Linked DNA regions of Homo sapiens: region 1 is linked to region 2. Evidence: chromatin loops called from intact Hi-C (ENCODE). Cell type or tissue: HepG2. All regions are shown on one strand. Links, peaks and the distances in the headings refer to the core of each region. The heading gives the core; the rest is flanking DNA. Region 1 overlaps DGKB (diacylglycerol kinase beta). Region 2 has its middle 590 kb from the start of ARL4A.

Region 1 (5,396 bases), core at 201-5,200, 1.4 Mb after region 2:
CCCCAACTCTTAGTTGCCTACAAGGCAAAGGGATGTTTCAAAGGAAATAATGCTCTTCAGAACTTTTAAAACCTATTATCCTAGTGATTCTAAAGTTTTAGTTTTTCCATAAATAAAAATCATTATCCTAGTGATTCTAAAGTTTTAGTTTTTCCATAAATAAAAATCTTTATCCTAGTGATTCTAAAGTTTTAGTTTTTCCATAAATACTTCCAAGATCACATAAAATGTTCAAGTGAACTAGGGCTACTATAAATAATTTTTTTTCAGAAGACCTCAAGGAGAAATTTCATTGATGTCCTAACCCACATGCTTCTCTCCCCACACCTAGTTATGTTTCAACTGACTTAACTTATATAGAGAGAGAGAGGAGCTAATGTTACAAATAATTACTTCCAACTCATTAAATAACAAAGAACATTAAATTACCTTACTTTTTGTCCAAGGTCTCCAAAAAAAAAATTATGACAATGTGACAGAAACTCCTCTTATTTTTTTTTTTTTTTTTTTTTTTTTGAGAGGAGTCTCGCTCTGTCGCCCAGGCTGGAGGGCAGTGGCGCGATCTCGGCTCACTGCAAGCTCCGCCTCCCGGGTTCGTGCCATTCTCCTGCCTTCACCCACTGCGCCCGGCTAATTTTTTGTATTTTTAGTAGAGACGGGGTTTCACCGTGTTAGCCAGGATGGTATCACCTGACCTCGTGATCCGCCCGCCTCGGCCTCCCAAAGTGCTGGGATTACAGGCGTGAGCCACCGCGCCCGGCCGAAACTTCTCTTTTAGACAAAAAGATGAGCTCTATTAGGCCTGGGCAAAGAGAATGCAGAGAAAAGTTTTAAAATTCTGAGTGGAGCTGTCATCAACTGTTCATCTCCAGACCACACATTGTAAGGTCACCTGTCATTCCTGAGGCTCAAATGCAAAATCAACAGCAGGTTACACCACGTAGTCATTTTTCTTAAATGACACAATCTGGAATCTCAAGAATTTTTGCATTCATCTAGTTTTGTAACTGCTTTCTACATTGAGCAAAGTATAGACAGCAGAACAAAAACTCTTAACCAAATTAAAAACTTTTAAAAATCGATGTGCTGAACATCAGCTCCCAAAATATAATACATAGTCTTCTATTCTCCATCACTCAGGAATTTCATCAGAGAACACACTGCATATTACTTTACTGAGAGTCAAGAAAAAAATGTGTCTTAAACAATCTCAGTCAAAGGCAAAGTTTAAATGACCTATAAGAATTGAAGACCAGGATTTTTGGCACACATATAGTGAGACCAAAGTATAAACCATCCAGAAACCATGCAGGCTAGATGTGGGTACAACAATCCACAATAACAAGTTAAGGTATCGCTATTTCAAGCTAGTCTACTGCTTAAATGTACATTTCTCTTTTCCCTATAATATAAATTCAGGAATTTTCCTTGAAAAAATTAAATGACGATCCAAAGTTAGAGATTTCAGAAATTGAAGCCTTATTAATTATCTTGTTCATGCAGGAAAAGGAAATGTTCAAACTGAAAGAGTATTAGGAAACACTAACTTCTCTTCTTGGCTAACTTCTCGTTTTTCCGGAGACAGCAACTGCCTGGTATAAAAATGACCTAGTTAGTTAATAACAGAGCTAAGGTCTGTTATCTGATCAATTTGATGACGTTCACTGCTCCTATGCTTTCTGTCTATTAGTCCTCATGTCTTGCTGTGGTTGTCCGATTGTGCCAAGTAAAAGGTATTAGATTCCTTTCTTCCAAATGAATTAAAATAAATTAAAACTTTTTCTGTTTTTTAATCTGAGAAATGAGTGATAGAACAGATCAGCGGTTGGCAAACTATGGCACTGAGTCAAACCTGGCCAGCAACCTGTTTTTGCACATGCAGTTTTATTAAAACATAGCTTTTGTGGTTCATTTACATAATTTCTGCGATTGCATTTGTGCTGGAACAGCAGAGTTTAGCAGTTAAGGCGGAGACCTTATGGCCCCATAGCCAAAATTACTTAATATCTCTCCCTCTGCAGACAGTTTCCAATCACTGGAACAGAGTTTACCTCTATATAAAGTTATTCAACAAAAAAAGTGTTTTAATTACATTGGATTTTTTTAAAAAACAATTCTCCAATGAGATGAATTCTGAAGGAAGAATGAATAAGTCTCAGGTATAAATTTTCATTGTGGTAATCAGAATCACAAAGCCATCCAAATTCTCAATTTTCCTTCAAATCTAAGAGACACTAACACTCTATACCATTTCTGACCCATTCATCTTGTATTTTGTAAAGTTTGTAGAGCCTCTTGTAAGAGAAAAGATATGGCTCTTGCTCTCTGCTATTTGGTATAGAATCTGGTCCCCATCAACTCCATTTCTGATTTTGGTACCAAAATAGATATTCTTTAAAATAGACTAGTTTTTAAACTGCTGTTGCTGGAGAAAAATAAATTGCATTGAAATCGTAAATGTTGTGCCTTACATTAGAAGTGAAGATTACTCTCCCAGGACTACTTCCTTTTCTGTGTAATTTGACTAGGACACCACAGTCACTTTCAAATACACTGTGGTATTTTACATGCACCATCAATTAGAACCTACTCCCCGAGCTCATAATTGACAATAGACAATAACATATAGGACAACCTAACAAGACAAGCTTCACAACAAATGGCCAACTTCAAACTGCAGTATCTAGATTTTCAATTAAATAAGCAAAGGTGAGGGGATAGATTCATGGATCAAATTCTCTACAGGTAATAATGTAACACATTAACTGCCTACAGAAAGGAAATAAATCTCAATTGCTAAAAAAGGTTCTCATCACTCAGTTGTCTTGGTGTCATTCTTGCTTTTTAAAACAATTACCATGCCTTAGAATTCAACAGCTCTTTCTAACAAATAGATGCTGTATTTTGTGATCATTACACATGATTATATGGCTTATACATTTTATTAAAAGACAGCTTAAAATGTAGGTGGCTTACTTTTTTCACAAAAATGAAAGAAAAGGGAAATTTCTTCTTTTAAAGTTGTTCTTTACAGAGATGGGGTGGGGGGCGGAATTTAGTCTCAGATTTAAGGTGGTCTCTTGAGATTAAATAAGGTGCCTCTGCCATCTAGCGGCCGTCACTGGTAACACAACTCTGGAACACAGCTCTGATAGCTATAATAAAACCTTAGATTTCTCCTATTTAGCTCCAGACACTCCCTTTTACTAAAAACATAAAAAATAAGTTTACAAATACTATTAAAAAGTAAATTATGTACAGTTAATAGAGTGCACATTAAATGCATAGAATTGCCTTACAATTGAAATAATACTACACTAGAAACTAATGAGGTATTATATTGGTTTAAAATACTTTGAGTTAAATCATATAGATTTGTGGACTCTATTACCTGTGATAATTTTTATAACTTCACAAATATCTATATTTATAAATTAAATAATAAATAATATATCAGCAGTAGTTTCCAAAAAAAATCATCATTTCAAAAAATCTCTTGTGACATTTAAAATACGGGCAACTGACTGTCCCTTTCTGCACTTTTCTATCTCACCCTCGACTACCAGATGATTTACTTGCTCATTCCTGCATCTTCCCTCCTTCTCTCATCCTAGAATTTACATAGATGCTTAGAATATACAAAGTTTAGCTTTACAAACATAAAATGTCCTTCTCGGGAATCATTATTATTGGAATTTCCTGACTAAAGTTATCTGACAATTTTTCAGGATAAAGTATACATTAAACCTTAAAATGTCAACATTTTGTCAATTTTTCTTTTGTTTTCTCCCAGTAGTCTGATTTACATAATGGTTTTTGTCATAAGGTACATGAACAATTAAATAAATATTGATAATATAGAGCTAAATATGGTATTATAAAAAAATACTCAGTTATGTGTAGTATAAGAAATTCAGGTACAAGAAAATACTATTTCACAAAATTTTTAAGTGTAGAACTACATACTTATTAACAATAATATATATATTATATTTTGTTTAAATAAATTAGTTTAAGGGTAACTTTCCATATATCACTTATTAGTATTTTATTGTTTTCCATCCTCTGACCATGTCTTGGATCCCATGGGCCTCATGAAAGGTAAGCTTCAACTGAGTTTAGAAGAAATTTGAAGACCCAGGTAAAAAAGAAAACAAATAGTAATCTCTTGAAACCTATTATTTTTTCCTAAACTTATACATATTCCTTAACCCTCAGCTCATTTGTATATTCCTAAAGCCCATTTATATATTCCTAAACCCATATGTGCCAACATATTTTTATATATACTCATATGTTTCACAAACACAGACAGTAAGTTATCTTGAGAAATGACTTTTAAAAATTTGGTGTCTTGAATAACTATGATATAGTCTTGAATCTGTAAAAATATTTCAGCTGGTAATAAGAAGTATGAAGAGTTTTGGGTTTGGCAGCAAAGTGGTGAATACTATGGTCTTACACCTTAAAACTCTAAATATTACAATTTCATTGTTCTTTCCACCCCTAATGTTCTTTGAAATTAAGTAGACATGTTATTCTATACATAGTATATCTAATTATTGCATAACTATTAATGCTGAATTTAAAAATCTGGCATACACTATAGATTTCATCAGATTTTTAGAATAAAAATAACTGAAATCTGCTTCAAGTCTGGGTCAGCAAGATTTGCTTTCAAAGTCATTATTATATTACATTCTCATCTTAGGTTGATTTATTTTATTCCTTCACAATGGTATTTAATTGCAACTAGAGGAACTACTCCAAGAAAACTTTTGACAGGCGATAGAATAAGAACCTGGCTCCTGCTGATACAGGAAAAACTTACGTTTATTTAAGTTGGTGCAAAAGTCATTGCGTTTTCTGCCATTAAAGGTAATGGCAGAAAACGCAATGACTTTTGGCACCACTAATCTTTAAACCACTGGAGATATTTAACTGCCTCCTCCAAGTATCAGTTTTCAATAAAATAGATTACCTTTATAGGTAGGAGGAACATTGAAATAATGAAGCACCAAAAGAACTGCAAAATACAATAATACTGGAGAGCCTCTTGCTTTAGATAATATGAGGAGGTCAGTAACTTAAAAACACTAGATTGCACCTTCAACAGAGGAAAACAAAAGAGAGAGAATATATTTTTAATCCTGAAGTAATACCTGGAGTGAATCAATATGTGTGTGGCAAGTATTACTACACAAGGAGTTACTGTCAAATTGCACCGTGGCATACTTATTAAAAGTTCCAGGCACTCACTGCATGCTTAATGGTAGAAAATGGTCACATCAATCTGTAATCAAAATGTGTAATAGAGAGCCCCACTGACTCACCACCAGGCCACCCTCCTCTGTGGAAATGCTTACATTTTCTAAGCCCAGGAGCACAAGAAGTGG
Region 2 (5,396 bases), core at 310-5,309:
CTACTTTTTTTATTTTAACCATTCTAATAAAAGCATATGCTATCTTATTGTGGTTTTAATCTGTATTTCCTTAATGGAAAATAATATTGAATATCTTCCTATGTACTTATTTTCCATTTCCATATTCTCATCAGTGAAGTGGCTGTTCATATCTTTTGCTCATTTTCTATTAAATTATTTGTTTTTTTACTTGAGTTTTCATATTTTTTAAATGCTACTCCTTTCTCCAGTATGTGTTTTGAAACTATTTTCTCTCAGTCTGTAGGTAGCTTTTTTTTCATCCTCTTAACGAATGAAACATCCTCTGTCTTTCACAGAGCAAAGGTTTCTAATTACAAGGTTTAACGTTTCAGTTTTTCCTTTTATGGATCAAGCTTTTGGTGTCATCTAAGAATTTTTGCTTATCCCTAAATCTCTAAAATTATGTCCCATTTTTTCCTACAACTTTTAGTGTTTGTGTTTTAATCTATTTTTTTCAGGGGCTTTTTTGTTGTTGTTTAATTTGTGAGGTATAGGCTAATATTCTTTTTGTTTGCCAATGGAATATAATCTATCCAACATCATTTGTTGATAAGATTATCTTTTCTCTACTGAATTGTTTTTGTACCTTTTAAAAAACTGCACAAGTAAATATGTTTGGCTAATTTGAAATGTCTTAAAATAGAAACGGTTACTTTCAATCTTTTAATTCATATTTCTCATCTATAACCACTAGATGGCGAGATTGGCTTTTATAAGTTTATAAATTATTAGCAACAGGTCCCTGAAATTTTTGATATGGCCTTAGTGAAATTTTATACTCAGAGCTTTAATGTATTATAGTTGTTAAAAAAGTAATTTTACAAAAAGAGCTCTAAATATTTAAGGAGAAGTACAATATTAGTTTATTTTAGAATGTTAGAACCCTCATTCAGTTTTAATAGTGAACTTAGAAAATGAGACAGAAATTAGGCAAATGTTAAGCACTAAGGTAGTGTACATGTGAGTCCTCATGCGTCATTTTTCAAGAACTGTATATTTTTCTAATTCACAGAAAAAATATAAAATTCCTTGATGAATCTTTTAATAAGTTGTCTTTTTTTTTACATTTTTTTCATGTGTATGTCCATACTTACATATTATAGGCCTTGATTTCCAAAAAAAAAAAAAAAAAAAAAAAAAAAGCCCTTTCAATTAGAAAGATGTTTATTGACTTTGAAGACAAAGATATGAAGAACAAAGATTTGTCAAAGTGAGAAGAAATCTGTTGGGAAACATTTGTATTTTGCGATAGCTCTGTGAGATGTCTGTAATTTTTTACTGAAATATTTGAATCCATTTCATTAGTGTTAATTATTATTAGATATACTTATGTTAGTAAAATGAATACATGCATTGGATTGTGCTTCCAGTTTGTCATTTACCTAAAAGAAGTGTGGGAGTGCTCATTACCTGATGACATTGAGTAGTATAGCGAGCAAAACCTGGTTAAAATAGAAAAAAAAAAATCCATGTGTTTCTTTAATAGTCCTTCTCACTGTTCTATATGTCTGCTAATTATTAAATATCATTTTTACATTTTTTCTTGAGGAAACTACTTATTTAACATGGAAACTTATCTAATGAGGTATTGAGAGAAAGAGGGAGAGAGAGGTGTTCTGATGCATTTTTCACATACTCTAGAAATATATAAGCTATACTACATATCTACAGAAGTATAATTATAGTTTTATAGTTATAAATATAACAATTATTTTTTTAATTGCCAGATTTTAGGCTATGTGGAAAAAAAATTATTTAATTGCTGAAGCTATATTTAATTTTCTCATCATTTAACTTTTAGAGACATCAGTTTATTAAGTCAGCAATTGCTATAAAGCACTTTCTTCACTCAGCTTCATGAATACCATTTTATCATTAAGTCTTTAAAAGATCAATGTATAACCATGTGGCATGATGGAAAATCTGGGCTTAAGACAGGTTCAAGACCTAGGTCTTTCATTTTAACTTACTATGTAATTAACCTTACGTTTTAAAAAATTCTGTTATGTACCAGGCACTATAATAAACTCTTGAGATAGATAGATAGATGATAGATTGCCAGCTACATGTCCCAAGTGTTTATAATAGCTATCGATTTATCTATCATCTGTCTATCAATCATCTGTCTGTCTGTCTGTCTGTCTGTCTGTCTGTGTCTTGCTTCATCTTAATAATGACCCTACACTTCAGGTAATAGTACTCACATTTTATGGAACAGAAACCATGGCTCTGCAGGTTTAAGTCACTGGCCTGGGATAACAGAGCTGGCCAGTGGCAGATGGAGTATTTGAACACATCTTATTCTGAAGCCTACTTTACCTCAACTTCATCCTTTTACTACTCTGGGCTAGCTCCATCTATGTCATCTGTAAAATGGGCAAATACAAGAACATGAATCCTAACATACTTCTGATTCTAAAATATTCCTCTCTGGTGTTGTGAGGGAAGATTTTCAGCTCTTTCGGAGTTGACTTAGTTCCCCAAGGCATTCGTTTTACCAAAGCAGCACTCACCAAGGTCAAGGAAAACCTTTGAAATTTCCAGTTAAAAAAATAGACATGCATATATGTATAAAATATCCTCTTATGATCTTTGATAGTATTTAGTATTTTTACTGATTAAAGTTTTTTTTTCTTTTTCTGGGATAAGAACTACTCCAAGAACATGACAACTAGCAGAAAATGAGAGCTGAAGTAGTGTGATGAAATGGAAAGGAACATTTCATTAGTAACTGTAGAGAAAGGAAAAATGAGCTGTTCTTGCTCATAATGTGGATCCAGTAGAAAGTACCAGACCCAATAAACAAATAATTGATTAGAAATATAGCCAAGAACATAGATTCCAAGAGATACCTTTTATAATCCAGGATTCTGTTACCTGATTTGGTTCCATAATAAAAACAAGCACTTACTAACAATTATACATGACATTTATGTTATTTTATACTCTGCAGAAATCTACTTACTGTATTCTTTCTCAGTCTTATTTCAAGCAATTAAAAAATTGTTTGTCTTGTCATGTTGAAGGTCTCAGTTAATGTAAAGTTAATAAAACCGAATCCTTGTCCTGTCCCCTATAATAGTGTAGAAGGCAAGAATAAAAACTCAATTGTCATATATATGTGATTTGTTTATTCTTATAAAGATATATAAATATATAGTGAATTAGTAATAATGAGATAAGCTTGTCCTCTGAGCTTTCCAGCCACTAGATGGAGAACATGCTTTGTGAAATAGTATATGAGAATGAGGAAATCAAGCCAACTTAACTTTGCTGTCTGGGCAAAATTTGTTAATTTGGGTCATATATTAGACTTTTCTGTTTTAGTGGTCAATGTGGTTCAATTTTAAGTTAGGGCATAATTTGCACAATAACTAAAGTTGAAATTAATACTCAGAAACAAACCATACTCTATTTAGAACTAAAATCCATTAAGTTGTCTGAATTACAGGAAGAAGCTGACCAATGAAGATAAAGCCAATTTGTTACATTGGAACAGCTGAACTGGTGAAAAAATTAATATAGCATCCAGCAATCAAAGGATAGGATTAAACTCCAATGAAGTCACTTTGTTTCGTTTTTAACTCTTAAGAAGATCGTTAGCCAAACTGTTTCAAATGGCACCTGGGTTAACACTATCATGAAAATTTTTTTGATCTAGCAAACTTGAAATAATGGCTTCACATTTCTTAATTTCCAGCTTTTAAGCAAATTATTCTGGACTTTGACATCAGTGATCTATGTGGATAGTAACATAGCTATTTTAAATATGCTTGCTCATCCCTCGACTAGTCAAAATTAGGCAGGAAAATGTTATGCTACGGCAGGCAGCCTTATGATGACTGAAATTATAGAAATTACATAAAATTATGTCAACAAATGGCAATAACTTGATATATCAAAATATAGATAACTCTTTTAAGATGTAATTCTGGCCCTCTTAGTCAAGCGTTTATCTTGAGGGGCCATATTGGCAACTAATTTATACAGGACAAAAGTAAAAGAAGAATCTCTATGAATAGATGGGCAGTGATTGAGTTTAGGTGCCAAGGACAATGCTGAATTTTGGGGCAGTTTTTCCAGTGTTATTGTCCAAGAATGGGAAAGTAACTTTTGCCAAGAAAATTCAATGTTCTACAAGCATAACACCATATGTATATGGCAGAGTCGAGTTGATTGCCATGATTATCTCTCTAGTAAATACCATCAATAGCCTCTACATTAAAAATAAAATTGGAATGTTGAAGAACACAAGTACAAAAATAAAGCCTTAATAAACTAAATTACATTAAAATGATGTTTTATTATTTTATGTTGATTTTATATTATTGCTCAGGAAAATGGACACTCTGCATTTGCCAAGTGGAATAACACATACAAAAGCCCAAGTATATGAGGGTAAATGTTTTCCAAATGTCAAAGTTCTGTAAGAGGATAGCATTTAGTATTTTCTTGTGTTGTTAGACTAGAGAACGATTTCACAATTAGCAGTTTGTCAGAATCATCTGGAATTTTTTTTTACATTTTTATTTTCTTTTAATACAAATACCTTGGGTAGAACTGTAAATATTACAATTTAATAAATCTTATGGGTTTCTCAGGATATTCAGGCCTGGAAACCTTACATTAGGCCACATACCTTCTTCCCAGTAGGGTTTAGACCTTGTCTGCCATTGTAGCATCTGTGCCCAATACAAAGCATAGTCCAAAGTAGAATCTTAGTAACAGTTCAGTAAATAGATGATTAGGGATACTCTCAGCAGTAATAGCAAGTGATACTGTTCTAATTGCATGAGTAATTATTGTTCTTATTCTTCATTTTCTCATTGCTGTATCCCCAGTGCCTTTTACATGATCTATAATAGAGAAAAAGCTAATGGGTACTTGTTTAATGAACAGGTAAACATTCAGAATGCCCTAAAAATGCAGATGTTTCTACCTGAGAATCAACACATAGACCTTGTCAAATCCACAATCAAGCTTTATTTATTCAAGGTGCCATGTTTATCACTTACAGGGATGGCTTCCAGCCACCTGAGCCTTCTCCCTCCTAATAGATTTATCCTTATCAAGATTCCCTGAAATACTGAATGGTCCTTGACTGCTAGAATTTTGACAGAAGTTGGAATGTAGTAACCCATACTAAAAGTACTGTTAGTAATTCAAGAAATACAACGGTAAAATTGGATTTCAACCTTTTAGTTTTATTCCTGTGTACACTTACTTCATGTTAGGAAGTGCTAAAATAAAGCAATACAATACCTATTACATTTGCTTGCAGCAGAAAAATAGGTGACATGTTAGTTTTTTTTCCCCTCACCTATGCAGTTCTGTCTGTAATTTAGTGAGATGACTAATGGCTCAAATACAGAAAA

The links. Peaks named below come from ENCODE experiments on the same cell type or tissue, not always from the same donor. Only the 100,000 strongest peaks of a DNase experiment are listed, where the experiment ranks them.
Region 1: a loop joins it to region 2, with 32 times the contacts of the local background. A loop is called at or near these places in 83 of 110 quality-filtered maps.

What each region holds. Positions count from the first base shown.
Region 1 is chr7:14,688,709-14,694,104 of GRCh38, forward strand. DGKB (diacylglycerol kinase beta) reads right to left here. Exons shown (of 26, transcript NM_001350709.2): 9 at 5,367-5,396. Among named protein-coding and RNA genes, the nearest start is that of DGKB, 210 kb to the right of the region's middle. In HepG2, for the core only: a CTCF peak has its summit at 3,122 (motif pointing left); no DNase peak of the experiment used is centred there.
Region 2 is chr7:13,279,329-13,284,724 of GRCh38, forward strand. No RefSeq gene overlaps it. Among named protein-coding and RNA genes, the nearest start is that of ARL4A, 590 kb to the left of the region's middle. In HepG2, for the core only: a CTCF peak has its summit at 3,273 (motif pointing right); no DNase peak of the experiment used is centred there.